Linked DNA regions of Homo sapiens: region 2 is linked to region 1. A link is a contact called in ENCODE POLR2A ChIA-PET data. All regions are on one chromosome and are shown on one strand. Each heading gives the region's core, a stretch centred on a gene start or an enhancer-like site at or near the end of the contact. The rest is flanking DNA. Distances are from core to core; before and after follow the strand shown.

Region 1 (3,304 bases), core at 307-2,806:
TGTTTATTTTTCACAAACCCTGTAGAAGAGATGTTTTCATTATATAGAATTGTTTCGGAATAGAAATTAATGGGGGTTAAGAAAATTAGGGATGAGGCAATAACATTTTTCCAGAACTTTCTTTAAGGGGCCGACCTCTAAAGTTCAGCACAGATCACATTGCAATCCAGACTTGCTCTATTATTTTCTCTATTAGGATTTCATTCAGCTTGAGGGTTTTCTTCCCTCCCACCTTCCTCCCCCTCTCCCACCCTCTTTCACCTCCAGGACAGCTGGAAACTGACCAAAGAAAACTTCTGCCTTCGTTTACAAATTCCTTTTTTATCAGTGGGTTTCTAGACAAAGTGCCTTATTTTAAATGCTCAGAGAAGTGGAAGCATTGTAAGCTATAGGCAAGAGGGCTCAGCTGAGCAGCAATTATTAACCACTCTTTGATTTAAAAAAAATGTAAAACAGATATTTACAGGGGTATCTAAAGATAGAGGTTTTTATTCCCTGATTTACTCAGTTGCTGACTCAATAAGTTGTGGGTCGGTGCTCTTCTCTGGGCAAATCCCATCTGCATTGTCTGGTAGGCAAGACTTGGCAGGTTCTTCTTTTATTGTTAGGTACTATTATTCCTGTTGTTTATATTACAGAAGGAAATCTTCAGAAAAGCACTATCCATATAGCATTTAAAAACCAGCAAGTATTCTTTACTTTGGGGAAAAATGACTTCAGTCCTGGGATGTTAAAAGTTATACATACAGCCTTCATCCATATAAGTTTTTAAATCTTTGAATTATTATTAAACAATTCAAAAGTAGCCTCATTAAACTATTCTTAAGTGTCTGGAATGAGTTTTTTCATATTTCATTTTGAAGTGGGAAAACCTTTAAGAAAACACTTGAATTATCAATCTTCAGAAATAAAAAAAAAAAAAACAGTAAATCGCTATATACCACACACTTTTGCTCTTTTAAAATTAAATACATCTCTACCCATCACACATGTACCTCTGTTTCCCTTGCATGTTAACACAAATCATGGGCTCCCCACCTAGGTTCCCTTGGTCACAGACCAGGTGAGCAGTCAAGAAGGCCTTACCCGCTGGTCTTCCCTTCGGCAGTCTTTTCTCAGCAGTGTCCCCGAGGGCTTCTTGGTCCCTAGTGTGCAAAACCTGTGAAGAAAAACACTGGATATGAGATTCAAAAAAGGAGCAAACAAATGTCTTCTCCTTGGAAACAGCCCATTTTGTCCCCAGCGGTCCATGGCGTTGCTCTCCCTTGCCCAGTCTAACCAATGTGCAGACTACTGTACAACGGCATTGTCCTGAACAGGTAGTCTGAACACTGGGGCGACGGAGCAGGATCTCCAGAAGCTTCCTTCTATGTACTTAAAATCCTCTCCCGGTCCTCAGGAAAAGCCTCCCTTCCTGCACCAGGGGTTGCATTCAGCTTTCCCCCCTGAATTCTGCTGCGCTGACTGAGACACACTCAAGGGCTGTGATTTCCAGTCTTGACGTGGCACATTTGCTGCAGACTGGGGAACTGGCAATGAATTTAGGACCAGGAAAAGGGGGAGGGCTGGGCTGGAGAGTCCATATATGGGATGATGTCACCCTGGGGAGGTTTGGGTATGCGCTGTGCCGCTGGAGAGACCGCTAGAATCGCCTGCTCTCAGACATGGGTCTGTGCATAAAATGGTACCAGATGTTTTAGTGTAACGTTAAGCAGTCATTTCATCTTCAGGCCAGATTTTTTTCCTCAACTGGGCAGGAAGTGGGCCCCAGTATGGAAAAGCTGTAAAAAAAAAAGAGTCAAGATGTACAGTTCGGCTGTGGCCAACTGAAAGTGAGTTAGTGTAGAAGTACAAATTTACTGTCTGACCCAGGCTAGAGAAGTAATTTGAAGATAGAGGGTAGATGAAATAGTAAACAGAAAGTTGAACACTGGAAGGCAGAGCTCATTTGGAAACCTTTTTGAGCTTTCCTGTGGCACTTTATTTTCTGGTATTTCACTCGTCAAAAAGGGCAGATAAGTTTCTGTCTGTCTGTCTGTCTGTCTGTCTCTCTCTCTCTCTCTCTCTCCCCCTCTTCCCCTCTCCCTCCCTCTCTCTCCCTCCCTCCCTCCTTCCCTCCCGCTCTCTCTCTCTTTCTCTCCTTCTCTCTCTCCCTCCTTCTCCTGTCTGTTGAATCTGTCAGCAGCTTGCAGGCTGCTCTAGACTTGAACAGTAATTATAGCAACTTCCTGAAAGTGAAGCCCCCATGAAAAGTCTGGAGAAATGTTCTTTGTCATGGCCTCTACATGAGTAATTAGTTCCACATGTGGCCTTCCTAGTTTCCCTCAGCTATTTTGGCTGGGTCTCTGAATGCTGTGCTATAGTTTGACCTAAAGAAACGTTACAGTTTTTGTTTGAAGCATCCACTACGAAACAACGACTCAGGTCTTCTAACAAATCGCCTCTGGTAGATCCATGCTGTTAGGTATAGCATTGTTTTTCACTTGTAATTCCTGATTCTGTTTTGATACTTTTGTTTTGTTTTCATGGTATTCTGTGGCTTAGTTTTATCTCTGGTTAACTAAATCTGTTGAAATTTGCCAAGTACCGCTTGACCAAAGGTTATAAGATATCAGCCCACTGGCATCTACTTTTCTTTCCCTGTTGTGGCTGTTTTCAATTATATATACTCTTGAATATTCTGAATATGTAGTTCTCTCACTTTCCCTCCATAGGATTCTGATCAAAGCTAGAGTCGCCTCAAACAAGAGCTTGATTAATTGCCCTTCTGAAGATCAAAATGTGAGAAAATTTCTAGGTAGCTTCCAAATTTAATTTGACCAACCAGACTAAGAAACTTAGCCTTCTTTAAAGAAAGTACAGCCAAAGCAATTCATTTCCACTGGCCTTCTGAAATACTTTTTAGAAGTAGAAAAATATATCTCTTTTTTATACGCTGCATTGTATATTTCAAAAAGCTTCAAGTGAGTACTGTCCTAAAGCATTTGCTTTTCATAAAATGGCCTCTTTTGAATCATTAAATAGCACACTACTGAAGAGTTCAAAAGTTATGACAAGCCCTTGTTATCTTGTGAGGAAGATTAAATAAGATAAACATGAATTATCTGGCATCTTAGGATGGAACAGAGGTTAGCACTGGGTACACCATTCATAGAAATATTTATATCATCAATAGGAGTCAGAGGAATGACTTTATATCTCTGTACTTTTGCTTCCATATTTGTGTCTTTAGGACCTATTCAATAGTGCTTGCACAAGCCCATAAGACTCACCTCCCTTTTTTCCCTGTCACTGCTTGCATATT
Region 2 (3,304 bases), core at 529-3,028, about 55 Mb after region 1:
GCACAGTCTCCATTCTCCTTGGAAGAAAGGCCTCCCCTACCCCTAGGAAGAACGGAGCCTGACACAGAGCTTGTGTTCGCCCATATCACACACACTTAGAATTCTGTTCTTGGGAACTCAGGCAGATCTCTGGGGAGCCGATGGGGGACTGTGAAATTAGGTTCACTTCTGGATTTCATTATAATAAAGCAGGCCCCTATCCCCAATTTTAGGCATCAACATAGAACAGCTAACTTTAAATTTTTCCAAGTGATAATATAAAACAAACGACTTTCAATTAAGTTAAATGTCAATATTTGTGAACCGAAAAGTACCTGTATCAGTTTAGAAATTTATGTTGCGAAGGTGAAGGACTCGCGCCCAGAAGACAGGTCTGTGCCTTTCTCCAAAGATGATTTTGAGGGCTTCAATATTTAAAGGGGAAAAGCAGGCTGGAGGGGGAAGATGGAAGGTATGTTCACATTATTGAAGCCACATGTTGCGATAAAGGGAGCAGGTAGGGCAACAGTTATGTATTTGGCGCTCAGTAAATCGGCACTTTACACAAGATAAGGTGAACATAGAGTGGAGATACTTCACCTTTAATCTGTAGCTATCTGCTTAGGAACAAAAGGAAAGGCAGTTGCATGACTCAGCTTTCAGTTTAATTTTTTTTCCTTTTGGCAGAGTGAATTTTCGTTTCACAATACCAAAAAAAAAAAAAAAAAAAAAGCGGGGGGAGGCTCAGAATAAGGAACAATCCTTTGGCTTGAGTATTTCATTTCATGAAAAACTAAATTGTTATTTCTTTTTTCCACAAGAACGATTAACAGAGCTGCAGACCAGTGTTTGGGGTCATCTGAGTGGAAATTGTCGAGCCGACTTTGGCTCATACGTTCCTTTTCTCGTTAAGGAGGGAGTGACGGGGCAAATCTGCGTGCTGCTGGTGGCGGTGCCTCCCAGGGCTGCTCGGCGGGGACGCCGAGGGCTGCACCCGAGCTCCATCCCGTGTTGGCTGCGCGCCCTCCAAAACCCCGGCTGTCAGCGACTGCGGGCACCTGCACGCCGACGAGACCGGCGGGCGGACAGCGACTCCGGTGAGGGTACTATCTCTCTACCCTCGGGGCGCGGGTGGCAGAGGCTTCCTGTTTTGAGGATGGCGCCACACAAAACAAGCATCCTTAGCCTGAAGGGCCCCGGCCGAAGGGCCGGAAGTGGAAGTGCGCGGCCTTGCCCGCCGCGTTTCCCCTCCTCGGAGTGCTTTTTGTGGACCCTGGGCAAGGGGCTCTTGCTACATAGAGAGGAGCAAAGAACAGGCATCGCCCGGTCCTTAAAGCGGCGGCACCCTCCACGCCCCGCAGTCGCGTCTGCTTGGTCCACAGCCTCCCCTCCCAGGCCCGCGCAGAGGCCCAGCAAGCACCAGTCTGGAGGCAACAAGCACGCAGGGGTGCCTTTGCGGCCACGCACACTGCATCGCAGTGAAAAAGGCTCCCGTTCTCAAGGCGCATGCGCGCAGGCCAGCAACTCCAAAGCCAGGCCTCCAGCCCCGGTTTGCTAGAGAGAAAGGTAGCCGGGAGGTGGGGAAAAGGAGAACAGGAGGGCCCTGTCCGCTAAGGTAGCCTCCCATTGGCTCCTCTTGCTCCGCTCTCGGTCGCGATTGGCTACGGGCCGGGAGCACGGGCCGAGCACGCTCCCACGCGCAGAGCGGCATTCGGCAGGCGGACGGCGGTGCAGCCAATGGGAGCGGCCCGCGGGGCGGGGCTTGTGAGCTGGGGCTCCCCCGGAGCGGGCGAGTTGGTAAACAGATCCGGAGCGCGTGGCGGGCGTCAGCGCGGTGGCCAGCGCGCAGAGGCGGGCGCGGAGGCGGCTAGAAGGTGACCGCGGATCCCAGCTTCCTGCAGCCAGGTAAGGCTGCCACCCGCCGGCCCGCCGCGTGCCCAGGCGCCGTCTGGCTGCGGCCAGAGCTGGGGTCAACACCCACCTCAGCCCTTCTTGCATTCTCTTCATGTGACAGCGCAGCTTCCCCGCGAGTTTCGCTGGCCGCGAGCCTCAGGTCCGGACGCAGTGGGGGCGCCTCAGTTGCAGGGTGGGTCCTCTGCAGCCGTCTCACGTCCCTGGGTCCACCTCAGCCCCTCGTTCCTGCTTCGGGGAGGAGACGAGGGCCACGTGCAGAGCCTTGGGTCCCTGGAACACGCCCGCTGCTTGCCCGACCGCCTTCCCGCTGCCGAATGCCCGTTGCCCATGCCCTTTGGTCGCCAATACAGCTTTGATGCTTCGCTTTCTAATAATGTTGTTCTTCACTCCCAGACCCCCTTGCACTGTGTGTCTGGGGCTCTAGGCTCGTTGCCGCTGGCTGCAGGTTTGGGTGAGAACTTTGACTTCCTTGGCTGGAGCCAGCTGTTGGGCTTCGCAGGTGGGAATTTTGTGTGAACTTGGGACAGGGGATCCTTTTTGATCCTTTCTTCCTTTCGCTTTTCTTTGGCCTTTCCTCTTCTCCAAACTCTGGGGGGTCTTGTGAGTGGTTTGGGCTTACTCCCCTAAACTCGAACCTTTCCGAGGCTCATTCTCACCCATTGCACAGAGGTAACAGCCCCTCTGCCAAACCCTCTTTGGGCGATGGGGAGTGCTGCAGGGGCAGGTTTGGGTGTTGGGACTCCCCATTTGGGTGAGAGATGTCAGGTTCCTGAAGGGTGAGAGGCTTGTGTGCAGTCTTCCAGCCTGAGTCGGGCCTACAGCCTGTTGAAAAACTTGTGCACGTTCACTTGGGCCTTGGATCTACGTGACAGGATTGAGTAGCTGGTCATGCCAGGCCTACCTGATTGCCAAAGGATTTGAACATTCCTTGATGCCAGCCTGCCAGTTGTCACGCTGTGGATGGGTAGGTCATCCTGGCAGGAGGGCTCTTGGGAGACTCTTCTTTTGGAGGAAGGCCTTTCTCCCGAGGAGAGACAAAAGGGGAGCTACAGGAGCAGCATCTGTAAGACTCAGGCGGCTGGGTGCGGTGGCTCACGCCTGTAATCCCAGCACTTTGGGAGTCCGAGGCGGGTGGATCACCGTAGGTCAGGAGTTCGAGACCAGCCTGGCCAAAATGGTGAAACCCCGTCTCTACCGAAAAAAAAAAAATACGAAAATTAGCCGGATGTGGTGGCGGGCGCCTATAATCCCAGCTACTCAGGAGGCTGAGGTGGGAGAATTGCTTGAACCTGGGAGGCAGAGGTTGCAGTGAGCCAAGATGGCGCCAGTGCACTCCCCTCTGGGCAACAGAGCGAGACTCAATCTCAAAAAAAAAAAAAAAAGGCTCAGGCAATGGCTTAGAGTGTTTTGT

The links. ChIA-PET counts read pairs that join two places held with the same protein, here RNA polymerase II (POLR2A).
Region 2: POLR2A ChIA-PET joins it to region 1 with 15 read pairs in activated CD4-positive, alpha-beta T cell. The contact joins the promoter of COQ8A here to the promoter of DNM3OS in region 1. POLR2A ChIA-PET finds 5 or more read pairs at or near these places in 2 of 52 experiments (CD8-positive, alpha-beta memory T cell and activated CD4-positive, alpha-beta T cell).

Annotation. Positions count from the first base shown.
Region 1 is chr1:172,143,279-172,146,582 of GRCh38, forward strand. It overlaps DNM3OS (DNM3 opposite strand/antisense RNA), which reads right to left and starts at 1,557. Exons shown (of 4, transcript NR_103486.1): 1 at 1,376-1,557; 2 at 1,087-1,159. All of the region lies in intron 14 of DNM3 (dynamin 3), which reads left to right. It overlaps MIR199A2 (microRNA 199a-2), which reads right to left and starts at 1,366; the gene lies at 1,257-1,366.
Region 2 is chr1:226,938,516-226,941,819 of GRCh38, forward strand. COQ8A (coenzyme Q8A) reads left to right here and starts at 1,779. Exons shown (of 15, transcript NM_020247.5): 1 at 1,779-1,884. RefSeq lists enhancers at 449-1,140, 875-924, 1,115-1,214 and silencers at 1,485-1,794, 1,845-2,004.